7 separate regions of the Mus musculus genome follow, and regions 1, 2, 3, 4, 6 and 7 are each linked to region 5. The links are chromatin loops, found by intact Hi-C in ENCODE. Cell type or tissue: left cerebral cortex. All regions are shown on one strand.

Evidence for each region. Peaks named below come from ENCODE experiments on the same cell type or tissue, not always from the same donor. Only the 100,000 strongest peaks of a DNase experiment are listed, where the experiment ranks them.
Region 1: a loop joins it to region 5, with 2.7 times the contacts of the local background. A loop is called at or near these places in 2 of 42 quality-filtered maps.
Region 2: a loop joins it to region 5, with 8 times the contacts of the local background. A loop is called at or near these places in 2 of 42 quality-filtered maps.
Region 3: it touches region 5 in a loop (2.8-fold over the local background); 2 of 42 quality-filtered maps call a loop at or near these places.
Region 4: a loop joins it to region 5, with 2.2 times the contacts of the local background. A loop is called at or near these places in 2 of 42 quality-filtered maps.
Region 6: it touches region 5 in a loop (2.8-fold over the local background); 4 of 42 quality-filtered maps call a loop at or near these places.
Region 7: a loop joins it to region 5, with 3 times the contacts of the local background. A loop is called at or near these places in 2 of 42 quality-filtered maps.

The regions. Positions count from the first base shown.
Region 1 is chr9:37,563,991-37,567,990 of GRCm38, reverse strand. Gm46107 (a long non-coding RNA gene) reads right to left here. Exons shown (of 2, transcript XR_001779124.2): 2 at 512-730. Among named protein-coding and RNA genes, the nearest start is that of Gm46107, 11 kb to the right of the region's middle. In left cerebral cortex, no CTCF peak of the experiment used is centred here; DNase peaks (open chromatin) are centred at 310 and 2,373; H3K27ac peaks cover 2,810 bases.
Region 2 is chr9:37,827,673-37,831,672 of GRCm38, reverse strand. No RefSeq gene overlaps it. Among named protein-coding and RNA genes, the nearest start is that of Gm24764, 6.9 kb to the right of the region's middle. In left cerebral cortex, no CTCF peak of the experiment used is centred here; DNase peaks (open chromatin) are centred at 692, 1,040 and 1,590; H3K27ac peaks cover 1,433 bases.
Region 3 is chr9:37,549,632-37,553,631 of GRCm38, reverse strand. It overlaps Nrgn (neurogranin), which reads left to right and starts at 887. Exons shown (of 4, transcript NM_022029.2): 1 at 887-1,095. The coding sequence starts at 1,081. In left cerebral cortex, a CTCF peak has its summit at 1,624; DNase peaks (open chromatin) are centred at 865, 1,278, 1,667 and 2,806; H3K4me3 peaks cover 3,552 bases; H3K27ac peaks cover 3,676 bases.
Region 4 is chr9:37,903,548-37,907,547 of GRCm38, reverse strand. No RefSeq gene overlaps it. Among named protein-coding and RNA genes, the nearest start is that of Olfr145, 8.1 kb to the right of the region's middle. In left cerebral cortex, a CTCF peak has its summit at 1,865; DNase peaks (open chromatin) are centred at 1,779 and 2,392; H3K27ac peaks cover 2,687 bases.
Region 5 is chr9:37,673,636-37,677,635 of GRCm38, reverse strand. No RefSeq gene overlaps it. Among named protein-coding and RNA genes, the nearest start is that of Panx3, 6.4 kb to the right of the region's middle. In left cerebral cortex, no CTCF peak of the experiment used is centred here; DNase peaks (open chromatin) are centred at 209, 1,722 and 2,158; H3K27ac peaks cover 2,063 bases.
Region 6 is chr9:37,805,451-37,809,450 of GRCm38, reverse strand. No RefSeq gene overlaps it. Among named protein-coding and RNA genes, the nearest start is that of Olfr876, 3.6 kb to the right of the region's middle. In left cerebral cortex, no CTCF peak of the experiment used is centred here; no DNase peak of the experiment used is centred here.
Region 7 is chr9:37,916,193-37,920,192 of GRCm38, reverse strand. It overlaps Olfr878 (olfactory receptor 878), which reads right to left and starts at 1,645. Exons shown (of 1, transcript NM_146798.2): 1 at 581-1,645. The coding sequence starts at 1,549. The coding sequence ends at 605. In left cerebral cortex, no CTCF peak of the experiment used is centred here; a DNase peak (open chromatin) is centred at 1,993; H3K27ac peaks cover 2,303 bases.

The DNA.
Region 1 (4,000 bases), 110 kb after region 5:
GGCAACGGAGGACAGCTGGCCATCATCCCCCAGCCAGAGCCCTTCTTTGTCTTGAAGAAAATGATTCAGTTTCCTTTCAGCCTTCTCTTCTCCAACCTGAGTCATCTGAAGTCTTTAACCTTTCTGCGTGTCATTTTTTTATCCAGTTCTTTTTGTCACTCCTCTAACCCTGTCTTGAATATGACCCCAAGCTCCTCCTGGGAACCTAAAGAGACCCTAGATTTCCCCCACGGAGCACCGGAGCTCAGATGGAGAAACTTATTGCATGTTGTCCTGGAGAGGCTCCCTAATTGCCATGGTTCTCTTGCCTCCCGACAAGATCAGAGGCTCCACATAGGCTGCGCCTCCACCCTCCTTCCTGCAGCCTCCCTCACCTCCTCTGCACCCAGCTGAGTGCAAGGCTTATAACATGTGGCACATAAATTTTCATGATGTCTGATTTGAAATGAGGTGCACACATAAAAATTTTTTGGCGAGGTACTTGTAATTTACTGATAAATTATACAGCAGGTTTTGAGCTTTTGAACAGTTTTTATTGTGGTACACGCTAGGTAGTAGACCTTTGGAGAATGCTTATATTTTTAACCATAGCATTGTAAACTATGTAAACCATAACAGTATATAGCATTCATTCAGTAGATATTTATTGAACTTCTGCTGTAGGTCAAGCACTATGCTAGATGCTGGGGTCTCAAAATGAAGGGCCAAATTCTGCAGGCATTGACAGCTTCTGTGGAGAAGAAAAGAAGGCACAATGAGCAAGCAGCGTTGCAACGGAAGTGCCAGGAGACACTGAGAAGTAAAGATATGGACACAGCTCTGTATCTTAATGATTCCACCTTGCTAGAAATTGGTGGAAAAAAATGGTTTTAACTGCCAGCATCCTTTCCTGGGGTTGGCCACCATCACCCTGACTCTATGTGGTCCTAGAATATATGTCAGTGTGGTGGGTGTTATAGGTTGGATCCTGAATGCTTTCCAAAGGCCCATGTGTGTTAAAGACTTGATCTCCAGACAGATTTTTGACAGATCAGTAGTTTCTTCCCAGTGGGAGGAAGTCAGGTCTCTGGATCCTGACCCTTTCCTCCCTCTGTTTCCTTGCTCCCATGAGGTAAATGACCTCCTCCACCACATATGAGCAACGCGAGGTATTGCCCCATCACAGACCCAAAGCAACAGGGCCAAAGGCACACAGGCTGGGACTTTCTGAAGCTGTGAGCTGTTAAAAAAAAATCTTTCTTCCTTACAACTGATGGTTTCCAGAACTTTGTCACAGGAATGGAAAGCTGCCTAACACAATGGGCAAATTCCCAAGGCATACGTACTTAGAGCCCTCCCCAAAATTGTCTTGTACGGATACATAGTAAGATGATCTCTTTTCCTTGAAAGTTTTAGAATGTCAACAACTGGTTATCTTTCTTATATCATACCTATCTGAGGATATAACCAGCAGAAAGCCTCTGAGGGAACCCTTGCTGAAAGACAGGGAGAAACATAAAAGACCCAACATCATTCTGAGCCCTGAATCCAGTCATCTCATCCTTATTAAGCATCCAGTAAGTGCCTGGTTTTGTTTAGGCTTGTTACTCTAGAAGGAAGTACACACTTCAAAGTGCCTTTGATGCTGAGGTGGCTTCTCCTAGAAGGGAACAAAGGGTTGAAGATGATTTCCTGATGTGCAAATGGATCTCTGACACTATGATGTATATAGATTGTAAAGGAACCTATCAAGGCAGTAGAAATGACCAAATAGTGCAGAGGCTGACATTAAAGGGAACTGTAGGTTTGCTGCCTATTACCTGTATGCCCTTGCTCAAGCTACTTAGCCACTGCTTCCCCCTTGAAGTCCTTGTCTACGAATACATTTGCTTCATTGGATTATCTTGATCATGACATGACTTGATATACTAAGACTACATATTATTATACATTATATAATAAGGCAGGCTTTCTTTAATCACTGTCTAGCACACTGTCCTTCCATTGTGGACCCCTGATTTCCCTCCAACTCCAAGCAAAAGCATGGAGGACACTGCAGGTAGAGAGCAACCTGTCAGACCACATGGGCTGGGTTACTTATAACATTTCCTCTCCCTTACCACACAGATTGACACAGGCAAGGGCAAGAGCCCCCCCATCTAGAGCTGAGCAACCTCTCCAAGAATTTTTAAAGTATTATCGATGAATTTAGGATTGAAGGATTGCATTTCCTCTTGGATCCCAAGTTCCTGGCTTAAGTTCAAGGTGACCAATAGCCAAAAGCTCAGGGTCGGTGCTGGCAGCAAAAGAAAGCAAAGCCAAGAGTCACACGGAAGGAGCTAGAGATACATTTCTGCACTGCTATGTTAGTTATTCCATATGGTGCAGCTAAGAAGACTGTTGGCATGCCAACCCCATAAAAGGAAAGGACACTGCACTGGTGTGATGTGGCTCATAGGTAAAGGTGCTTGCCACCAGGCCTGGTGAATTGTCCTAAATTAGATCCCTGGTTCACATCTGAATTAGATCCTGATTGCTACTCACATAGGAGAGAATCTACTCTGGCAGGTTGTTCTCCGACCCATTCACATGGTCCATAAAAGAAAATCCCTTTCTCCAGCTGGGAATGGTGGCACATGCCTTAATCCTAGCTCCCAGGATGCAGAAACAGGTGGCTTTCTGAGTTCAGGGCCAGCCTGGTCTACAAAGCAAGTTCCAAGACAGCCAGGCCTACACAGAGAAACCCTGTGTCAAAATACAAAACAAAGTCCCTTTCTTAGGGCTGGAGAAGTAGCTCAGTAATTAAGACCATTTGCTGCTCTTCCAGGGGACCTGGGTTTGATTCCCAAAACATACAAGGCCACCTACATAGAGGCTCGAAGTTCTAGGTGATCCAACATGCTGGTCTTCATCAGGCATGCACATGGTGCATATACATACATGCAAGCAAAATATTCATACAAAAAATTTTTTAATTAAATCATTTTAAAAGATGTGTGTCTTTGTCTCTCTGTAAATCTTTGTCTCTTTGTCTCTCTGTCTGTATCTCTCTCTGTCTCTGTCTCTTTCTTTCTGTCTGTTTCTCTCTGTCTGTTTGTTTCTGTCTTCCTGTCTGTCTGTTTCTGTTTCTCTCTCTCTCTCTGTCTCTGTCTCTATCTCTCTCTCTGTCTGTGTGTGTGTGTGTGGTGTGTGTGTGTGTGTCTCTCTCTGTGTCTATCTGTCTGTCTGTCTGTCTCTGTCTCTGTGTGTATGTGTGTGTGTCTCTCTCTCCCTCTCTGTCTCTCTCTCCCCTCTATGGGGGGTATGTTGGTCTCTGGCACCCTGTCATATGCATTTACCCATTTTGTTAGTCAGCTTTCCATTACTATGGCAGAATACCTAAAACCATTGATTATAAGGAAGATTATATAGCTAGCAGTTTCAGAAGCTACTGGTAACACCACAATTCAGGAAGGGAATGTGTGGTAAACGGGGTTAGTTTACTTCATGGTGACTGAATTGAAACTCAACACTTGACCCTTTCGGTGAATCAATGCTTATGCTAAGATAAATTGGATTTCTATACCTTCTACCCAAACGGACATAACATGGATCACTCAGCATGAAACAGATGAAATACAGTAAATGCTCATAATAAACATTTGGCACAGGAAATGCTCCCAAGAAAATGTTTTCAGACCTTCCCCACTTACAGAATCTGCTTTAATTCAAGATAAACTCAGCCCATGAGCCTGTGCACGCATGTGTTCATGCTGGCTTATAATGACAATAATGATGTTGACAGTAATAGTAATGAAAATAAAGAAACAAAAAGAACCCCACTGTCCCAGAGGTCTCAGCTCCCTGACACAAGTCAGTCCTGTCTAAAGGTAATGACCACTTCAAAGGAAGCAAGCACACAGTCACTGAAGAATGGGCAGCGAATTTTTATCATTGGGCTGACAATTAATTGCCCCTTCCAGACATTGGAATAGATAGGTTGGTAGCTGTTTATGGATTATCAATTACTCTCTTTGCCTAA
Region 2 (4,000 bases), 150 kb before region 5:
TATCCAAATACTGCATCATTTTAAACAAGAGACTTAACTCCAAAGCTCCAAGCAGAGCTGGATTCTCATATCCATGGTAGGTTGTGGAACTCATTTCCATGGATTCCAGGAAACAATTGCATATCATTTTGACTCTTCTATATTATGGTCATTGTTATCAATTTTTAATGTGCTGAATCTATAAATTAAATTTTATAAAAGATATTTGTACATAGCATAAGCTTTGAAGGGCAGGGCTTTTATGCACACTGAAATTTGAAAAGCCCTGATGTAGTCCTTGATCCCCAGAGGTGAAATGGGGTGTATAAATTTACCTAATTTAAATTTAAAAATCAGGTGTGGGTTTTGTCTCAAGGGAGAGGAAGAAAAGCAGTGAAAATGATAGTTTATCTGAAATAAAGTTGTTCAGTTATAAGCACAGGATTATAAAATCCACCAGCTTTAATGAAACAGATATTGGGAAAGCAGGGTTTGATGGGGACTATGATCTCAAGATAGGACTGTGCCTAGAAATTTGTCTACAGCTGAAGAAAGAGAGCACCATCTATCTGTGATGCCTGGACCATGGAGTGATAAGTAAAGGAGGGCTTCCTTTATATTTGTATAGATCAAAGCTCTAAAAAGAAACCCAGAGACATCTGCTTCACATGCTCACCTAAACACCTCTGTAATAGCACACTTTTACTTCTGTATGGAATTTTATTTCAAAAAATATGGCACATCCCAAGATAGAAGCATAAACCTCCTTAGACTCAGCCAAGGGAACACGGTTGAGTCAAAACTGGAATCCCTGCAGAGACATTTAGTAGTACATTCTAAGCCCTGGCAATCACTCAGTGAAAGTATCTATTCTCTCTGCAGAACAATATATCTGTAGTAGTGGCTTTTTCAGTGAAATGCCTACAACCTTTAAAACTTTCAGATTCTATGTTATTAAATAACAATGAAAACTTACCCTCCACACCAAAAAAGGACTAAAAACTAGTACATAAAGGAGAGAGAACAGAGTAAATGTCATTTTACCATTGGCTCTATGCAAGCAATGATATTCTGCATAGAGACAGCAGGGAAGAATCACACGTAACCACAGTGACATTTTTCTAAAGATACCTCAGTTTGGGAGGCAAGATTCAGTTCATATTCTCCATTATTTTGGCTAATGCATAAGTTCACTATATGAATGATTCATACTTCTATTCAGTAATTATTCTATATTTCCATAATTTTTGCATTTTAAGTACACATAAATATTAAATTATACTCATCTGCTAAAAATGTTTTCCTCCAAAACATGGTATTAACTAAAAGATGAAACTGTTTATATAGATTTGCCTTCTTAAATAATGCTACATATATTTCCCATAAAAATTAGAAGGAAAGTAGTGTTTAAAATTGGAGTGGACAGAACCAGTATAATTTCTGTTCAGGCAACTACTAACATGCTCCCCACTTCTACCCTTTCCTCATCTCAACTGTATTATATAATGGAATCAGACAGAATTTAATGTTTGAGATTGGCTTCTTTTTCACACAGCATAATTCTATTGAAATTCACCCAAGTTGCAATGTGCATGAATAGCATGTTCCTTCTTGGAGGAGGAAGGTGTGATATAAAAAGGCAATGGAAACAAGAGATCCTTGTGGCAATGAATTGTTATGTATCTTGGCTGTACCAACAGCAATATTTTGGTTGTTATATTGTACTGAAGTGTTGCTAAACCATACCAGTTGGAGAAAGTGAAGAAAAAGGTGCCTGAGATCTTTCTTTGTTTCTTACAGCCAGCTGGGATTTTTGCAATGATATAATAATGAAAGACTCAGTAGCAAGTCATTAAATAACTAATTGAGGTTATACAGTGTGCTTAAGTCCACCTCGTGGCTGGAAAAGAAAAAGTTAATTTTTGTACATGGTTTCAGAAGTTCCAGTCCATGGTCACTGGGGATATGTTTTGTTGTTGTGATTGTGGTTGGTTGGTTGGTTGATTGATTAGTTGGTTTGGGTTTGAAGTTTTGGAGGTTTTTTGTTTTGTTTTTTGTTTTGTTTTGTTTGTTTGTTTGTTTGTTTGTTTGTTTGTTTGTTTTTCTTTCTGAGTATACAATGATGGGATCATATGCCAGAGGTTAGCTATTTACCTCACAGCAACCAGGAAGCAAAAAAGAAAGAAGAGGGTCCAGGATCCTGATATCTCTTTCAAAAACACAAATTAGTGACCCAACCTTCTTCCAACAAGGCCCCGCATCCTAAAGATTCTACCACCCCCAGAAACTCCATGCTTTGGGACCATGACCTTAACATATAAGACCTAGATGACGTTTCAGATCAACACGAATCAATCGTAAGTTATGTAAATCATAGATTAAAAGGTAGCAACTAATTTGGAATCCATTCCTGATTAGAAGACAGAATAAAGCCATAGTACTAAAAGTCCTCACTATTGTTTAATGCTGCTATATTAAAGGTATAATAAAATGTTAATTCATAAAATGGGGGAAAAGATAAGTGTGAACAAAGTTGGAAGTAAATAAGTACAAAATTTGTACATTTTTAATGTACTCACTATAAAGAAATAACATTTAAGGTGACAGTTAAGCTAATTATCCTGATTTGATCATTATACATAGATTGAAACATCACACTGAGTTTTATAAACACAGTTATTATGTCAATCAAAAAGAAAAACTTAAAAATAAAAATATCTATAAGTGACAAATTATATTACAAATTATAAAACTGACATATTTTATTAGTATAGTTCGTATAATAAAATAATCGGAAACCTAATAAAAGAGAGGACTCTTATTAAAATTACCACAGTAGCATACCCAAACATATAACCAATAGAATGTATGCAAAAAATAAATAAAGCAAATTATTAAGCATTGCCAAAGATACTGATAGAAACCTGAAAAAACAAAAACCAGAAAGCTGTGTCACAACTAGAAGCTTTAAAATCCGAAGTATGAGAACACCCTTGTGATGATCTGAGTATGCTTGGGCCAGGGAATAACACTATTAGAAGGTGTGGCCTTGTTGGAGGAAGTGTATTACTGTGGCGATAAGCTTTGAGGTCCTCCTACTAGTTGCCTGTAAGCTAGTCTTCTGGTTCCCTTCAGAACAAGATGTAGAACTCTCAGCTCCCCCAATGCCATGCTTCCCACCATAATGATAATAAACTGAACCTCTGAACCTGTAAGCCAGCCCCAATTAAATATTGTCCTTTATGAGAATTGCCTTGGTCATTGTATCTCTTCACTGCAATGAAACCCTAACTAAGACACCCCACTCCCAAGTTTACTTGTCAACCTAGGAAAAGATTTTTAATGCATTTATGCTATCAGATTTTTCATTGTATGAACTATACTAATAAATATGTTCATTTTATACTTTGCAATTTAATTTCTCAACAAATTTGTCAACCCAAATTAATTACAGAAGTTATTGTTAAACATGAATGTTTGGCAAGTCCCGCCCCCAAACAATAGAATAAGTAGGAAGTTACCCTAACGATATAAGAACATAATGAAGTTTCTATAGTTAAAACAGTGTGGGATTAGCTTACTGGTAGACTGATAGTCCAATGGAGCAGGAGGTAAATCTCAGAAATAGCCTAACATCCTTGACATTTACTATGTGATAAAGGCAGGAGCTCAAAATTAGAATTAGATGAACATTTTTGTAAATGGCAATGGAGTAAATGAAAAACCATATGGAAAAAGATAAAGTGGGATCCATTTACACCATACATCAGCATAACTAAAATAAACCAGACATCTACCTGTTTAAGCCATGAAATGATACAAACAGAATGGAATTCTAAGTAAATTGCTTCACAAACTATGAAGCCATAAAGCATTTCCAACTATGGTTAAAATATCATAAATTATAAAATAATAAATTTAATCAAGAGAAATTTTTAAGACAATAAAAGACAAGTCAAAAGCCAAATAACAAAATGAAAGGAAATAAATGTATCTTATCCCTGAGGTAAAAAGTTTATTT
Region 3 (4,000 bases), 120 kb after region 5:
TAACAAAATTCAATGGGTTCCTTCTCGACACCCCCCCATTCCAAAAAAAAAGACATGGCAATAAAAGGGATACTTGTGGAAAGAGTAGGGGTTATCAGGAGTGGGAAGGGGCAAAAGAGGGTAACCAGGTGAACATGGTTTAAAGGGCACAAGTAGGTCACAATGGAATCAATTAATACGTAGAATCAACGTGTGACAATACAGTGTTCTTGCTAAAAATTTTAAAAAGAAAACACTTAGTGCAGACATTGCCAGCAGTGAGAATGCAGGTATTTTTGTCTATGTGCTAACTAACAGGAGGTCTACCGTTTACCTGTGCTTCACAGGGTGTGTGGACACGGCCCTGTGGAGTTGTTTTTGCCTATTGTGTCTGCAGTGTCTGTATGTGGGAAGATACACCACACCACCCCGCCTGGGAGTATGTATGGATGCATGAGGCTTGGAGCGTCTATGTCACTATGTGCCCATCATGTAGGCTGTCTACCATCAGGTTTCTCTGTAACTAGAGTGAGGAGGGCATCTCTGCAGAGAGGGGAAATAGAGGGAGTAATGTTTGGGACTCTAGAACAGGGAGGTGGGTGAGGTTCGTGGTTTTCTATCTATGGGCGGTAGGGCGTGCTGCACCCAGATGTGTATTTGTGCCCTGGATGTTGGAGGCCTTGTGCTTACTCCGACGTACATCTGCCTGGCAGTCTGCGACTTAGAAAGCGGGGGGGGGGGTGAATTTGGGAGATGGGGTGTGTAGGAGGAATGGATGGAAGTGTGTAGGTGGAGAGGTTGGAGCACCAAAGCGAGCGAGGCGGAGAGAGTCGAGAGAAGGAGTGGTCCTCGCTCCAGTTCTCCCCGCCCACCCTGCAGAAAGTGTCTTCTGATTGGCTTCGAGGCCGCAGGGCTCAGGTTACATTCGCAAGAGTTGCGGAGCGCGGGAGACCGGACCCAAGAGGAGAGAGGCTGGTTCTGCAAGGATTCTGCGCTGGTCGGGGAGTGCCCGACAGCCCCTGAGCTGCCACCCAGCATCGTACAAACCCACCCCCGCTCTGCGCCAGGCTCCACCCCAGCCAAGGACCCTCAACACCGGCAATGGACTGCTGCACGGTAAGTCCATACTTGAACTCAGCGTGTTCTGGGGCAAGGGGCACACGAGAACCCCTGGGGGGTGAGTGAGGGATGGAAGTGGGTGCGGAAGACCTAGGAACAATGTGGGAAAGAATGGTGCTGAAATATTGTATTGGATGATGGAAGGCGCCTGCCTGATCTGAGCCAAGCCCTGGGGAAAATGCTCCCCAGCTCGCGGGGGCGTCTGAGCGCCCATGGGCCAGACAATCTAGGTTGTATCTGGATCTGAGCAGAGCTTTCATGCAGGAAAGCTGCTGCTTAGACGAGAGGTGGAACTTCCCCCACGGAGACACAGGAAAGTTGCTGGTGTGCTAGTCCTTTCCCTTGGTATTTTTTGGCCCCCAAACGATTTCCTATCCCACTGCTGCTGTCGCGGACTGTGGCAAGATCTTCACGACCCTCAGATGATCGTCTAAGCCCTTATGTGGCGAAGTCGGGGAGAATCCACCCTGGTCTTGGTGGTGATGGGCAGGAAAGAACCTAGTCAGTGTGGTTCTGGGGTGGAGCTGGTTCAGCCCCCAAAACCTTCTCCTTTGGAAGGTGCTGGGTGAGTGACCGTGAGAGGGCCCTGTGGGCAAGGGGAGGAAGTGTCTATCAGCGCCTACACGGAAACTGGATGCTGCAAGTGCCTAACGCCAAAGCAGATCTTGTTAAGGGCTCTTGTATGAAGGCATCCAGCACTGGTCCTGGCTCCTAGCTGGCTAAAGGAGTTGAGTGACCCATACCTATATAAAACGTGTTTGCTTATTCTTAGCCTCCGATCTAAGGAAAGAGACGACTCCAAATTCCTAGTGTTTTCTTTCTGTCACTCTGGCTAAAGACTCCAGAGGTTACTTAACGACAGCAGGAACCCCACCTTTCTCCCACAATGTGCAAAATAAATAAGTTTGGAAGGGAGGAATAGCCCATATCTTTGAGAGGTGACACTTCCCAATGCCCAGTGTCCAAGACGCAGTGAGAACTTAGGGGCAAGCCATTGCTGACATTTTAACTCTTGTTAAATAAATAACAGCTGCCAGAGTGCCTGATCACCCCAGGTAGGTAGGTCTTTTACAGTTGTACAAATGGGGCTTAGAAATGTGATTTTTTTTCCCCAAGTAGGCACCTTTGACAAGTGTGGAGCCCTGTCCTCTCAAAAGATTGCCCTCCAATCCCTCTTTGAAGCATACTGATTTTCATTACTGTAAATGCTCATAGCAGTAAATGTATAGATCAGAAAAAATATATACATATACATATACATATACATATACATATACATATACATATACATATACATATACATATACAAGCATGCCAATCACATACAGTTCCGCCCTTTGAAGAACACTATCCAGGGCTTCTTCCAAGGAAGCGGTTTGCTATTCTCCAGGGAACAGTTTGTTTGCTTATTTGCTTATTTACTTACTTATTTTTGGTGCTGGGGATTGACTTCTGGACTTTATGCCTGCTAAATATGTACTCTGCTTCTGAGCTACACACTGAGCCCAAGAATCACTTTTTGGCTGGGAAAGGAAAGGTGTGGGTCTTCAGTCTCAATTGAGGAAGAGCCCCTCATCCCCAGCAATGTTCCATTAAGTAAAAAAATAAAAAATAAATAGATAGATGGCAGATTATGAGATATGAGTCAACAGGGGAGGAGGGTAACTGCTAGGCAAGAAAGAAAAGGCTGAGAAGCCAAGAAGGATGGGGAAAGGAATCGGGAGATGTGCCAGCAGGGAAGACATGAATGGGTGAAGACTCTAGGAAGCCTGAGAAGGATGAAGAGGGTGAGATGTGGGGCTCAGGCCTCCAACCTTGTCTCTCCTGGTTAGTGCTTATAAAAATACCCAGGAAGCCATTGGTGCATGGCAAGTAGATAGCTACACCACAGATAACTAATACTGATAGATAATGGCTGAGGGTGTGGTTAATGTGTTTGAAATCAGTGTCCCCTAGAGGAAGAGGGACTGCCAGAGGTATTGAATGTCCAGGGTCCAGGGGCACCTCCTGCACTGGGCCCTGACACAGTCTCTGTTTTTTTATGTCCCAAGTCCACTGGACCAAAGGGCCAGATAATATTCAGCATCAGTCTCATTCTGTGGAGTTGGAAGGAGGCAGAAAGAAGGAAAAGAGGGGGCAAAAAAGGGCGGAGGACTGGAAGAGGGCAGGGCTGCTACCAGGCATCCCTGCGCTGTAAAGAGAACAGTATGCCTTCCTCATCTTTTTGCTCTGGAGTTCTCTTCCATGACCATCCTACCTGATGTTTGGGAAGAATCTAGCCGTGCCTTACTTGTTCTTTTCCCCCTTGGTAAGCAAGCTTAGAGAGAAATGAGGAAGAAGAAAACATCAGTGTTCTTTTTCAAGGGGATGTTTTTAAAGGAGCTATTATTCGATGTTCCAGTGTCTGATTGACATCGCAAATGTACATGACTTTCCTGCCTTCGTCTAATAGGAAAAGAAAAAGAAATCTGTTTTGATAGCCCACTCCTTTCTCCTTTGTAGTCTCGTTGACTGTGTACCAGCTAACAGTATCGAAGTAACCACCCGCCCTGAGGCAGGGGGTAAAAGTACAAATTCTGAAGAGGACCATTTCACTGTTGTTTTGCTATGCAACCTGGGGGAGCTATAAAATGTCTCTGAGGTTGTTTCTTGACTTCTAAAATGGAGATTACATGGCATAAAATGTCCCAGGTACTCGGCACAGGGCCTGATATATAAGGGACAGCCGACAGGCATAGTTCTTAAAGCTGTTTGGATTTGGGGAGCTGAAGGATACAATTCACCTGAGCTAAGTTCTGCTTGGCCCTGAAGAAAATGAGAGTCTCTGAGGCAAAGGAATGTGGCCATCCATGGCTCCTCCTTTTTTTTTGGCAAGTACATTCTCCCACTCCCAGGTGACCCC
Region 4 (4,000 bases), 230 kb before region 5:
TAGAAAACAACAATGATATTGACAAGACATGTTATACATGGCAAGGAGAGTTTGGTGTTGTTAGAGTGTGTTGATGCTGTAAATTCACTGTTCTCCCTCTCTAAATCCGTAAACAATTAAGAAATTATCTATAGGAGTCAAGCAAAAAACAAAAGCTTTGTGAAAGATAAGGTCAACTAGAAGTCTTGGCTTGAATATGCACCTACTAAATGACGTTGCAATGTCCTCCTTTTACATCACAAAATGGCTGAATTTTTTTTTTTTCTAATCTGAGTCCAAGTCCAAACCGATCTGGATGGAGAACAGTTTATCTCCTTTCCAAAGAGCACATGATTACAAGTAGGAAGCCAAGGTTCTCAGAACCTGACTATCCTAAGTAGAAAGCAAGGAACTGTGATCAGAGGAAGGGGTAGACCACACTGAGCCACAAATTCATTCTCCCTGATTCTTATCAGCCCTATTGACCTGTCTTCTCTATTGGAATGGGAAGAAGACAAAGTAGGCATCAAGGGAATGCATTTCAGGTAAAATCCAGGTCCCTCCTTGCTAGAGGAGGAGGAGCCTGAGTGAGGCCAGACGGGCTCAGAGAGCCTGGCATCAGTTTGTACATGAATGTAATCAGTGATGAGCAAGACAAAGAAATCCAAAATAAGATTCTTTAATATTTAAGGAGATTAAAAACTCCCTAGTTAATTGTAGTGATAGTTAAATTGTTAGTGGGCATTATGGAAGTTGGTTAACCTAACAAGATGCATCCTGGGACGTTGAAAGGTAAGAGAAGAGAACTAAGGAGTGGATGATTGAATTTGATAACTACTAAAAAGTCAAAGGGAACGCTTATCTTAGGATTTACAAGAGAAATTTAGGACATCAGAATAACATGTGGCTATTTAAAAGCCCTGTGATGAGAATGACACAATACTGTCTTTCTCTGTAGCAATCACAAAGTTTTGTATCCCACTGACATTGCAGCATTAAACACATTGTAGTTATGTAACTGTTAAAAATAATTATTTAATATACAATCAATTGTGCTGAAAGCTGTTTATATGTTTACAGAAAGACAATAAAATTATAGTGATACTTAATGTGATCATATTCTATACATGCTTATATAGCATTACACAAAGAGGTCCATGTTTTTCTACTTACAGAAAGAGAGACAGAGGGATGGAGAAAGTGGGGGTAGAATATTCTGAAAGAACATGCACCAAGATGCCACGGATGGTAATATTTAAGTGCTAGGATCATGGCGTTCTTTTCTTTCAGAGATTTTGCTTATCTCTATGTACTTATTATCTCACACATTTCTACCATATGAGCATTTCTTTTTCAAATTCAAAGCAAAAAATGTTTTTTAAAAATTAAATTATGAGTTAAAACACTGCATAATTTCACTATTTTAAGTTACCACTGGGGATTTGTTCAACATTCACTTAACACCTCTGTATCTGCCAGGCATTAAGATCCCTGAATTTGTTAGCTCACCTGGGTAGAATTAAGAATATACCCTAAATAAATGACTTGTGAATATGTTACAATGGTATCCATAAAGCAATAATCCATCAGTCCACGTACATATTTTCATACTCACTCTATTAGCCCCGTGCCTTCTAAAGGAAGGAAAATCATTTGTGTCTTTCTTTTGACATATGTTGTTCAGCAAAGTGTTTCCAGCTCAAATGAGTAAATTCAGGGTCTTACTCAGCTCAAGGCAGCAAGAACTTGGACTTTGTACAGGTGAATATATATGCAGTGCATGATCTATTTCTTAAACACCCAGATTGAGCCTTCTGGAAGGCAGCTAGTGTGAAAAACGTGGGCTCTAGAGTTACACAGCTCAAATGCAATTCTTCATTCTGCCACATCTTATCGGTCCAATCTAGGCAGGTCCCTTCACTTCATGGAATTTTGTTGTTGTTGTTTTCTCCTCTATAAAATGAGCATAATTGTCTGAGACAGTTGTGTAAAAAATTAAGTAAGAATCTGTATATAAAATTAATAGAACACAGAAAGCCTCAAAACTATATTAGGGATTGAAAACCATGAGGGTTTAAACTGAAACTTCTTGTCCATATATATACTTTCATTCTCAAATACTGATAGCCTGGGCAGTTTTCTTTTAAAGGGAGACATCACTGCAAAATGGAAAAGAATAAAGGGAGCAAATGAAACAAATGGTCATATCTTGAATAAAACTGAACTGAACTTCATTTACAACCAAATTATATGCCATTTTCCTCTCATCTCTGGTTCATTTCTTTCTTTTGTGTGGCCTCAAGAGAACTTAATGGAAATTTGAGGAAGGTGTCATGTAACTAGGTAAAAAGGGAACCATGGATGACACAACACATGGGTCACTATTTTAAATGTCAGCAGACTTTCCCACTCACACAGAATTTATGTGCTCAGAGAAACAAATATCTAAATGTGTGCTTTACAAATATGAATGTTTTCCCACATGATCTCAGAATCACACCAAATATGGCACATCCTACTACACACCCATGTCTTAGTTTTAAACAGTCTCAAAACAGAACCAATGTAGAACATGACAGGTCTAAAATAAATCATTTATCAGAAAGAAATAAGACTCTCAAATTTTAACAAAGATATATTAAAAAGGTCACAGAAACCAGTCATAGAACAGCTGCTTTCATCCAAGTCATTGCATGTTGATTCTTAAACTAAGTGCTGACTACAAGGAATCATAATCCATTAGACAAAATTAGAATGCATACATTCATGATATACGTGATCTGTGACTAAAGAGGATCATTTTGGGAAAAAAAATGCAGCTAAAAAGATTGTACTGAGTTTTAAAAATCCCCATTTCTTAAACAATCAAATCCTAATGATTAAGAATTATCAATATATGCTAAAATTCTGTGTAAAAGTCTGAAATGGAACACGTATTTATCTCGAAAAGCCTGAAAATAACACACTACAACTACTGTCAAGTCTTAAATGTCAAAGGAGTAACCATTCCCAATAAAGTCACTAAACAACTGATGGCAAAGCCTTTACATTATCAAGTGTCTGAAGAGGAAATCCTGAAGGTTATATAATACATATTCACATCTGAGAGAAAAATGTGACAATGTATCCTGACATAGCAGTAGTAAGTACTTTAAGTCAGCAAAAAAGAATCACGCTACGGTATTGGAGGCTTTGTGTTCAGCAAACTCATCTTGTGAGAACAGAGATCCAGGCAGGACTTGGAAACAATCAGTCACAAATGTGAATGATTCCTTTTTCTCATTGCCTAAGCTTTCTCTCCTGTTATTTCTGGGCTATTAGTTTAAATGGAGTGAAAAATTAATTATCAAACTTGGAAATTTTATTAAACATCCTTCCAAGGTTTAATTAGATAAAGATTGAGCTTAATCATCTAATGTCATACATTCTAATATAAGAAGGTGTGGAATGTTGGGATTTACATTTCTACATTAGTCACCAGGTTAGGGGTCACAAGCAAACAGAGAAAATATAATTGGGGTTTGCAAGGAATGGACCGTGACTCCAACTTGTCCATTTCTATATTGGAAGAGAAAGACATACTCAGGAGAATGAGAACATAAATGCCCATTCGTAAAGCAGCTTCGAAAACTACGTGCTCCATTCTTGTGCCCAAAGATAATAACACCTGCCTGACACATGTTAAGCTAGGCAGGGGTGGGAAGGTATGAGATGCCAACAAGGGACAGCTGGGGATGTGTGCACAAACTGTACCACCCAACTTATGGTGGGGATGGATATAGAAAACTGAACAGATAACGGCTAAATGCTAAATACTGTGAGAACACATAGAAAAGATGTTGACACCAAGGGGGGGGGGCGTTCTAGAAGAACACTTCACCGTAGATATGCACAAAACCTAAGTCTCCTCAGAGAATCTCTTCTTCCTGAAATAAAATAAACTATTTAGCACATTAAAAATGTAAGGAATAAGGAAAAGACAAATTCCAGTTTTGCTCTAATTTCTTTTTGTTTATTATTT
Region 5 (4,000 bases):
AAAAGACACAGAGAGGAGGGGACCCAGATCCCTAATTGTCAGTTTTCTTTGGGTTTGAGAATGTCATGTTCTATATCTAGTTACACATTTTAATTCTGCCCTCATCTGAACTTTCCTGAGCTCCTCTGAACACAGGAGGAGTATTGTAGATCTCATCTTCTTTTCTTAGCACCCTTGTCTTATGAGGACATACTGCATTCCAAGAAGAATTCGCTCCATTTTTTAAAGTATGAAATTCATGATTGATAATATCTGGTTCTTCTCCAGAAGAACGCTATGCCCAGCCTCATCACAGATGCTGGCGTTTCAAGAATCCTGGGGTTTGAGCCCAACTCCCAATGTGTTGGATCCAATTTCATATGCAAAGTAAACTCAGCTATTGGCATAGACATGCAAAGTGCTGAATCTCAGTTTCCTTCATATTTTCTTCCATTTTTCAATGTATATGTACCCACAAATATAAATACAGTTTTCATAAATACATAATTAGGAAAACATACATGTGTTGTGGATGTGTACAATTCCTTGTTTAATCTTTTTCTCTTCAGTGACGTGAGCAGATGAGGCACCTATAACAGTTCCTTTATGGCCTTCTAATGTTCACATCTGTGTGACAGAAATTAAAGTAGCCAAGTTCTATCAATAGTTCAATGTGCAGCCTGTCTGTGTGCATACTATTCTCTCTCTCTCTTATCTATCTATCTATCTATCTATCTATCTATCTCTCTCTCTCTCTCTCTCTCTCTCTCTCTCTCTCTCTCATTGGCATGGGTGTATGCCTGTGTATGCGTGCATGTGTGCGTGCATGTGTATATGTATGTGTGTATTTCAAGGATCAAGCCTTATTATCATGTATTGATCACTCAAGATGTCTGCTCTGGTACTGTGTCTAAAATATGATAAACTGTGTTAGAGAAGAACACAATTTTGTACTGAGGATAGCATGTCACATTGCACACTTCTTCCCTGTGTCTGCTGGACCAAAGATTACATGCTGACTGATAACCAATGTCATCACATACTATCTGGTCAGCTTTCCAATTAATTGTAGTATTTGTTTTCTTTTTAATTTATTTTTATGTTTTGTCTGCATGTATATATGTGTACCACCAGTGTGCCTGGTACCCTTGGAGTTCAGAAGAGAACATTGGTTTACCTGAGAGTGGAGTTAACAGGCAATTGTGAACTACCATGTGGGTGCTAGGAATTGAACTTGGATCCTCTGAAAGGGTAGCCACTGTTCTTAACCACTGAGCCATTTCTCCAGCCTGAGTTATGGCATGTGTGAAGGAGATTATTGAGTCAACAGTAGACTTTGCACCTCAGACTCAAACTATCCTATTTTTAGTTAGTCATCATTAATGCATTCTCTTACACATTAGCCTATATGATATCAATATGTTCTTTGGGGATTGGTTTAACACAGTAGTCACTAAATCAGTAGTCCTTATGTCCTGTAACTATCTTTCCAGCACCTTCATCTGCATTCATGAGAGCAAATACAGAGTCCTCAGCAACAGCATTGGGTTTTTTTCTGAGTCTGATACATCTATGCTTCTATGATTGCTCACTACAGAAAATGTCAGGAACCAGTTCATAAAATAATCAGTCCTGTGGAAAGGGCCACATGTAAGGAACTGAGGTATTTTGTCAGCCGCAAAGGCCTTCTGCCAAAAGCACGTGAGTAAGGCATCTGGGATGTGACGCAGGTGCCTTAAGGCATCTCAAGCCCAGTTCAGCCCTCAGGCGAGCAATGAAAATCTCTTGAATGTAACCTGTGCACACTCTTAAGTAAGCCGCTCCCACACTCCTGCCCTACAGAGAGTGAAAATGATGCATTCACTGTTTAAAGCTATTAAGTAATTTATTTCACAGAAATAGTTAATGAACATATAAATAAATAAATGTGATGTAAATTAAAATAATGAAATATTACTATAAGCCAGTAACCTTATGAGACATAGAAATTATAGAAATTTAGTATCCTAACAAATTATTTTGTAAGACCATATGGGGAAGTATATGTATCACCAGGAATTTTTACTCTGGGTGAAGCGTCGGCTTCTGGGCAGCAGTTCACCATTGGCTTTGGTTCAAGTAGAAAGCCTCTGTCTGGGAGAAAATGAGCCATCAAAGCCTTAAATTGTTACAGGGGTGGAACGACAGATGGAAGCTGAAGGAGTCTCAAACACATGGCCACTTTTCCCCACAGGACATTTGCTGGGTGCTGGGAATATATCAACTGTTATCCACACAGAATCCTATGCAAAGTGAAATCCCTCCAGCCTGTGGGGCTTGCAAAGCGAAGGTGGTCTTGAAGGAAGGGTGAGCTCTGAGCTCACTCCTGAAAACTCAACATCCTTAAAAACATGGGCCATATGTTGAAGCCACCTATAACTAGAGGCTCAGGAGCTAAATGAAAACACTCTCAAGTGAGTAAAGGAAGGTCCCAGTCTTTCAAAGTTGAAAGACTTTCAGTCAAAAGCCTGAAGACATATTTCAGAGTGTGGGACACTAATGCAAAATGAATCTTACTGCCTCTTCACCACAAGGCCGACCATGCCAGGTCCTGTTTAGGAAGTGATTAGCATCTCCCCTGTGTGCCTAACAGAAGAAATAAGACCCACCTTTGGTGACAGACTTGCTGGAGTAACTGGAATTTTGAGATGTTTTTATACACAATGTTCAGGATATATTGCAAGTTAAATTACAGAAAATACATAGACAGGCAAAGAGTTAAGGTCATGTGATTATTCTTGTTCACTGCAGAGTTCTGTCTGCCTCTTCTCTTAGATCATCTGCTCCAGGAAAGCCAGCTGCCACATCACCCTCTGAAGAGACTGATTCCAGGTAAATAATAACCACCAAGAACATTTGAGACTGAAGGTAAACTAGCCAGAGGCCAGAGCAACTCAACAAAACTGCTCTCCAGCCTCTTATCGACAGAAGCTTTATAAACAGCTTCTGTTGTTGTTTTAGGCCCTAAGGTTTTGTGAACCGTGTATGCAGCAGTAGGAAACTATAACATATAAGCCACACAAGGAAAACTACACATTCTACACCGTCACATGTTCACTAAAAAAATTATACCCACCAATATAACTTCCACACAAAGAAAACTCCAAGACTTCATATTTTCACCTGTAAATTTTTCCAAATACTTACTGGGGAAAAGATGGTACTGGTACTGTATACTCTTACTGAAAATAGTTTTGTTTTTGTTTTTTTAAATTGCTAATAGTGTGACCAGCATAAGCTGCCAACAACATTACAAGTTGCTTAAGCATAATTTTTTAAAAGTACTTAAAAAATTTTATTAAACTGAAAGTAATAAAAATCAAGATGGTAGAATGCTAGAGGCAAGTGACTTTTATTTCACAATATTTAACATTTTTATATTTTATATTTTAACATTCAAATATCAACCAATGTATTCTATGATAATAACAGATATAAAGAAAAATCCTATGAATATTTCAATGTGTACAAGAAAAGTACTTTTGAGAAATCAACATCTATTCTTTATAAACATACTTAGCAAACTAGCAATAAAGTTCTTTACTGGGAAAAAGGTGAACCACCACACGCAAAAAAAAAAAAAAAAAAAAAAAAGAAAGAAAGAAAGAAAGAAAGAAAACAATCTACAATGTCTACAATAAGCATCCTACACAAATATTGAACATTGAAATCTTTCCCCATAGAACAAAGAAATCAGATATGAATGTACTTATATTCAGTGATGTACTAGAGGCCTGGAGCAATCAAATTAATGCAAATATGCAAATAAAAGGTATAAAGACTACAAAGGGGGAAAGTATGATATTTTACTTCATATATAATGTGTGATGGCTTGAATGAAAAAGACCCCCATAGGGAGTGGCACTATTAGGAGGTGTGGCCTTGTAAGAATAGGTGTGGCCTTGCTAGAGGAAGTATGTCACTGAGAGTAGGCTTTGAGGTTTCAAAAGATCAAGCCAGGCCCGGTGTCACTTTCTCATCC
Region 6 (4,000 bases), 130 kb before region 5:
CATGGGGAGTTAAGGAGTGGCCCAGCCATTGAGGTATTTAAGGTATTAAAACTATAAGGCTGTGTATGTATGTCTTTCTTTCAAGGAATCTAAAACATTGGGGCAGTAGCAACAAGCATGCACATACCAACCAGGAAGTATAGAGCAGATTAATATACTACCACAACAATGGAGAGTCACAGATCCCATCCCTCATTGAGAAACTACTGGCAGCTGATGGCTGTCAGTGGAAGTAGAGTTATTTTTCTTTGGGGATCTAGCCACTGGCAGGTTGCCCATGCTCCAGTGGAGGACACTACATGCATGCCAGCACAGACGAAAAAAAGGCTTTATTCATTATCAGAAAACAGCCTGCTAGATAATAAATACTACTTTGGCTCCTGGTACTAGCTTTAGGTAGTTATCTATTAATGGTCTTCTGGGTTATTCAAGATGTTGTATCTCCTCCGGGACCAGAGATACAACTCAAGTTTCATCTTTGGTCCAGTTATATTGAGTTTCAGGAATTTATTTTTGTATTTCATATCCTCTGTTACTCATATGTGGTCATAATTTTTGCAGTCTACTTTTAATAAGCATTCAACCTTTCCTCTTTCCTCTTTCCCACCACCCACGTGAAAGAGAAAAGTTATTAGGATATGGAGGAAGTATACCTGTTCAGCAATAGTTCTTTGTGGGTGAGCGCAGTCCTCTTTGGCAGCAGTTCAGTGCCTATCATACACCAAATATGACTCAGCAGATGCAGACCAGTCAGTCCTCTAGGCAGGCAGACAACACACACAGACCAGCAGCTTCAGTTCAGTCCTCTCAGCAGGCAGATATCAGACCCAAACCAGTAGCTGTAGTTCAATGCTGAAGAAACCGCAAAGCTAGCCAACTGGCCCAAATGAGCTGCCACAGGAATTTCATAAGCAGCTCTTTGGTGAGTTTCTCTCAACTCTGATACCACAAGTGGAGCTCAACAATGCTATGTAAGTTGAACCAATGCATGTGTGTCATTAGTGAAGAATAGTGAGGTGGAGCAAACTAAACCAATGTCCCATGCTCATCTCCCACTGTCTGTGGGATCATATTTATACTCCTTCATCAAACATCCTTCCACGTGTTTGGTATATCCAAAAATCCTTTCACCTGTGACTGCCCCAGGAAAACATCCTGTGTCTGTCCCAGCAAAACATTCTTTCACCTGTATGCCCCAGGCAGCCATCACTTGACATACCTGACTTGTCAAACAAACCAGAAGTTTCCACTTCACTCATAGTTGTACATGGATACATGTAAATATGCCTTACTGAGGTGTTATTGAACTTCAAGTAAATGGAGCCAATTTCTGTAACCAGCACAGCAATTTTAATAAATTATGTATCCGTGCAATCAATATGTGCTATTTCATTTTCCTAAAATGTTCTGTACTATAATGAGTAGCCCCTCCCTCCGTTGTGTGACATTATTTCATGAGACACATAAACAAATGTTTACTTGTTCCTGATAAGGAACCAATGGCAGAACAAAGTAAGGATACTACTAAATCCAACTTGGTGAGCCAATGAGTTAATTGGAGTTACTTCAAGGAGCATGGATAAGGAATGACAGAACCAGAAATGGCTCATATATAGTTGCATCACAAAGACCCTTCTGCAGTACAGGTGACACCTCATGAAAAATGGGAATTTGGGGTTCACAGCACAATTCTCAGCCATCTTAACAGATGAAATGTGAAAGAATCTCTCTTCCATGCAGCACAGTTGGTGTGAGTCTCTTCCAAGCAGCTCAGCTGGTCTCTGTTTCTTCCTGGTGGCCTGGTCTATCTCAGTCTCTTCTAGGCAGCTTAGCCTCTCTGATAGTGTCTCTCCAAGATGCTCACTGCTTATAGACATGTGAGGAGAGAGAGTTCTAGGAAAGCAGGTCAATTTTAGGGACTTCCTGAAATAACTCATTTTTTAACTTGTGGAACTTAAAGAGCTCCCCTACAGGATAGAGTGTCTCACCTCCCTTAGAACACCATGTGTCTTAAGGAGCTTCCCTCCAAAGTGGAAAGTTTTCATAGAAGAGGAAGTTGCTAAACCACACCCCAAACTTCAGTTCTAAGCAACTACAGACTTACTAGGTTTTTTTGCCTATATTTAAAGTTATAAAATGCATAGCCACTTAAACATGATGTTCCTTTCCCTCAGGATAAAGTTCTGGGCTTTGTTCACCACTTAGGAAAACTTTGGATTGCTTCCAATTGAAAGCTAAGATAATAAAGATGCTAAAAATGTACCTATGCAAGTTTTTACATTTTACAGCCATAAATGGGCATCTCATCCCTAATCAGTACTTGGCATTGTCAGTATCTTTAACTTATCAAATTGCATTGGATGTCTAAAGGCAAGGTGATTTATCTACATTTCCCTTATCATTTATAATATTAATAATATCATTCACACTCATATCCTTAACCTGATTACACATTGTTTGTTGAGTGACTCACTACCAAGAGAATTTGAACCATGTGCAAATTAAGGCTTCTGCCTTTCCTGGCTGTAGAGCTGCTTACCACATTTCCCAGCGATAGTTCATTGGTGTCCCACCACCTCTTCCTGTGACCACAGCCAGGAGATAAGCATCACTTCTCTCTCCTGACACTTGAAGATGGATGAAAATGGGGGATAGGAGCCTCTTCCTCAAGACCCACTTCCACACTGCATATCACTTCAGTGCACTATGCTGTCATAAATCCAGGTTTCAGCTTCCAAGGTGTTATACTATTGGATGAAGTACTTCATTTTCTAGTTAAAGATGAGGATAAGAGAAACAGGCAGGAAAGCTGAGTCTGAACATTTGGGTAACCTGGGTCAAACAGCCAACTGCTGCTCCATCGTTGTGCCAGGCTCCAGTGAGAAAACAAGAACATAGAGACATAAACAGATGAATAAGTGACTTCCAGACTCCCCTACTCATCTGTTCTAGCTCAGGGTAGCCTCAAAGCCATTCTTCTGTCTCAACAGCTGTTTCCCCAACATCTATGCTAATTAGTCTGCTTTGGTCAACTCCTATGGCAAATCCTTGGTCACTGCAATCTGGGTAATCAATCCTGGAGTAAAAACACAACAGCTCTAAAATTGTATATTATATCAAAAAAAAACAAAAAAACAAAAAAAAAACAAAAAACAAAAAAAACAAAAAAACTTCATCTCACTGAGCAAATAGGAGGGCAACAAGCCCACCAGAGCCATTCATTTGTAATATTCCTATTTCTTTGTGCTGAGTGAAGTAATCATAGGAAAGAGATTAGACCAACCAGACCTATCCAGGACTCTATTTTACTTGGTTTCTGATGTTTAAATTACATTTTCCCCAAGTTTCTTTTCCCTGTCACCCAAAATGAGAAAATAGTTCAAGAAAGCTGGAGAAAGAAGAAATTGTTTCTGTTTAATAGAGGAAAAGAACCAAAAGACTATTTTTCATTGATATTTTTAAAAATTCACATTTCTAGCCAACTAACACTTAAGATTCCCAAGGGAAAAAAGTCTTCTCACCATGACATCAAAAATACAAAGCAAAAAGTTAAAAATAAAAGTACCAAATCACTAAAATAAGTTTATCTCATCCATAAAATTCAATGCAAATAAATTGTTTCTTCTATAAAGAATTTTTTGATGTTGCTTTGATAAATAAATGCATGTTCTCAATTAGTCATTGCTCCCTTAAGCTACCTAGAACCTTACTTGGTTATCCTGAATCACAGATTGCTCCATCAAGGCTTAACTACCTAAACCCACATCCCCCAAAAGTCTAAATGACATTCATTTGTCTTAAAATAATATATACCTTCACATTCACTGTCTTGATAAACACTAAGCCTTTGGAAGTCCTATTGCAAAGATTCATGTTGTTGAGTTCCACAGATGGTTGCAATCTTAATGATAACCACATAACACAGTCTTATTTTTTCCTTTTCACTTGGTCTAGACCAACTTTAAAAAGTTGTTTGTATTGCCTCTTGATAATAATGATA
Region 7 (4,000 bases), 240 kb before region 5:
TGTGTTCTTCATCTTACCCTTAGTTATAGAGCATAGGAGACTTACCAATCAGAAAATCACTAGTCCAAGTTACCATCTCAAGGAGCAGGAATTTTGAAATGAAGTATTTGAGATTTCATTCATTCTTACAAATCAGGGCTCATAAGTTTCTTGGATGAGAACTTTTCTTATGTATATACATGTACGTGAAAGGGAAGATTTATAGCCTTCCTGGGCAAGTAATCTCTTCAAGAGTTAGAAGATTATTACCTATGATACCCTAGACTCTACATTTGATATTTGGTAAGACAGGTCATAAAGTTGATAAAATTGTTCCGGGGCCTTGTACCAATCTGTACACATTCTTCCAGCTAGAAATGTTCTTCCTAGACAAATCCAAGAAAGAAAATTGAAAGTACATCAAGGTAATATTCTTCTTGAGTCTAATATTGTATACAATACATAATGGCACTTAGTAGATGCAAAGTTTGGCCAAAGTGATACCAAGTGCTATAATCCTCAAAAAGATCTCCAGTTTTTAACAGTAGAAAGAAAGCCTTGTTTGTGGAAAGTGTATTTGAGTATGTTTACAAGGATTTAATTCCGAATGATAGCACCAGACTCATCAGAAGAGCACTCTCTTCAAGGTTTTATTTAGGGCAAGTTTAACGTCTTTATTCCTCAAACTATAGATCAGTGGGTTAAGCATGGGAACCACATTGGTATAAAATACTGAAGCAAACCTTCCCTCTTCCATTGAACCAGGGAAAGAGGTTGTTAAATAGGTGAATGCCCCTGACCCAAAAAACAGAGCAACAGCAACTACATGGGAACCACATGTGCCAAAGGCTTTGGATCTACCTTCAGCAGAAGGAATCTTAAGAATGTTGGAGAGAATCAATGCATAAGAGATAAAGATGCTGATGCTGGATGCTGTGATGACTACTCCAACAACAATAAAAAACACAAGCTCGTTGGCATAGGTACTGGTGCAGGAGAGCTGTAAAAGGGGAAGAACTTCACAGAGATAATGGTGGATCATATTGGAATCACAGAAAGTAAGTGTCAGCATGCTTCCAGTATGGGCCATGGCTCCAGCAAACCCTATCACATATGAACAAAACATCAGCAGAGTGCAGACCTGAGGAGACATGGTAACTGTGTACAGCAGAGGATTGCAAATGGCCACATAGCGATCATAGGCCATTGACACCAGCACGTAGCATTCAGAATTGACAAAGAAACAGAAGAAAAACAGTTGAGTCATGCATCCCATGTAGGAGATAATGTTTTCTGAGACAAAATCACTCAACATTTTTGGCGTGAACACACAGGAATAACAGAAATCTATAAAGGACAAGTTGAAGAGGAAAAAGTACATTGGAGTATGAAGACTGGAATTCAACCCAATTAAGGTGATCAGTCCCAAATTGCCTATAACAGTCAGCACATAGATACCTAAGAAGACGAAGAAGAGAGGCAGCTGGAGAGCTGGTTGGTTTGAAAATCCCACAAGGATAAATTCAGTCACAGAGGAGCTATTTCTTGGAGCCATTCTCTTCTGAGACATCACCTAGAAAAGTGAAATAAAACACACAATGACAGCTATATACATGCACAATGGAAGAAGGCTCTAGAAGGTAAACCAGTGAGTATGCATGCCTGCTTTTCTTTGGCCTCTCCTCCTTCATCTACAATTCTCTTCATCTTAAGCCACTAATAGTGTGACTGAGCATAGCTCATTTCCCATGGACTGATTAAAGAATCAAGATGTTTATTTACATGGATAACAAGGATTCTGTTCTTGCCTAATAAATGAGGAAGCAGATGACTTCTACTGGCTACTCATGGACTTTCAAAAAAAGTAACTCAAGAACCAAGAGTTATCTCAAAGCCCAGTGCCTTAGGCTTTGTTAAATGTGGATCTGCAGAACTTATTCTATTCATGACTCTTTCTCAACCACACATGAAGTTCCCACCTACAGAGAAAATCAAGCTCAAACTGTTCCCTGCTGGCTCTGTTTATACTGCCTTCCACCTCCAAATCTCGTTACTTACCTTACCTTAGAGTCAATGCTGAAGGCTACAGAGTAATAAATGCTTCCAAGAGCCCTTGTGTATATGTTTAGAAGAAAACCACCAAGAAAGATAGAATTCAGAACTTTCCTTTCCTTCTCCTTGGTTTTTATCAGTGCAGTTTTATGCAATAGCTTTTTCCATTATCTTAGAAGAAGATGGTGTCACTATACCACAAGTCTGACATACTCAGATGTTCACTCTTCTTATTCTCCTGTTACTAAGAATCTGTGCTTTATATGGCCCCAGCTCTCTGGGGTGCTCATGGGAAGGACCTCAGTTAAGGGGCATCGTCCCAGTTGCTCTCTATCAACTTCAAGAAAACAAACAAGGCTTTTGACAAGAAGTAAAAGCTGGCATATTGCAAGAAGTTGCATAGCTTAGTGATCTTGGGGACCTGATTAAGGCAGACTCCCCCTGGGAATTTTTCTAAAATCAGTCTCTTTGGGGATGAACCTACTGTCATTGTTTACAGGCTGTGTTAGATATTTCTGTTCCATCTAGAGGAGCTAAAGTTCTACTTAAACTTCCCCCTAACACGAGGGATGTTATATTATTATTTGCTGAGTCTGGAAGCTCATTTTTCCTCTTCTTCATTCTTGGGGCCTAAAACTGACTTTAAGAAGGAAAGACCCAAAACTTAGTTTCTACCATTTCCTATTTCTCCTGGGGAGCTTTCAGGGGAAGACAAAGTGAACAGTTCACATAAAATCTTCCTAGGTCCATGAGCTTCTTACAATAGTGAGACACTACCACAGATGCCACCTACACTACAGAAAGCCATAAACAAGCTCTGATTAAAATACCACAGCACACATGAGGGAAGCACTCATATCTGTATAGGATGGGAGGTACTTCAGGGTTTGATACCACCCTTATTTAGATGATAAAGCTGCCTTTCATTCTATCAAACATAAACATCTGCAGTTGTAAGTTTCCACTGAAGCTACCTAAAATAATCTGCTTTCCTCAAGTGGCCCTAAAAGACACCACTTATCCTTGTATGAATATTAATAGCATGTGCTTTCACTCTTAAATATACTGCATGGTGGATTGCAGATTTTGTGTTTGTACTACTAAAAAGAACACAAGCAAGTATTCAGACCCTCTGGCCCTGTGGTCTTGCAGATTGACTAATGTCTATCTCCTTTTTGCCACCTCTCTGGCTGCCACCTTTTTTACCCTTCAAAGTCCTCCTTAACTAAACATACCCTTCCTGTACATCTATTATCACTTTGCCTTCCAACATAGAAAGGGCTTAAATTACAAGCTGCTTCTGATTTACTGAAGCCAGGAACTTTAAGCAAAAAAAAAAAAAAAACCTAGAAACTCAAGCTACATACCTAAAATAGATTAGAAAGAAAAACCAAGCACAAGCAAGGATAAAATAATAAATTGATCTGCATTGTTTAACTTTAAAAAAAAAAGAGCACTTTCTACTGCTAGGCACATGCTCAGTAAGTACATAGGTTGACCTCAACATGTGCTAAGTAGTGTTCATAGCACAATTATATGTATGAGCCCAAAACTGAAAGCAACCTACAGGTCAACCAACTGTAGAATGGATAATAAATAGTGGGATTTTCAACAATTCTGGGGTTGTAACAAAATAAGATTTCATTTAGCCATGAAAGTTCATGATATCAAGCTATCATGGAATTAAAGAAAACAAGCACAAAGGGGCACATGTCTGTGGTTCCATGGAATTGTGCTTTAAATATGAAATGAATTCCTGAGCTCAAGCTTTGAATGCTTGGTTCCTTGTTAATTACAGTGTCTGAGGAAGTTATAAAACCTTTAAGATATGGGATGGAGTCAGAGGAAGTAAGTCACTAGGGATATGATTTTGAAATTACACCTAGTCACTAGGTCCTTCCTTGCTCAATGCTTCCTTCTACCATGAGGTAAGTAGCTTCCTCCTTCACACATCCCACCTCCAAGATTT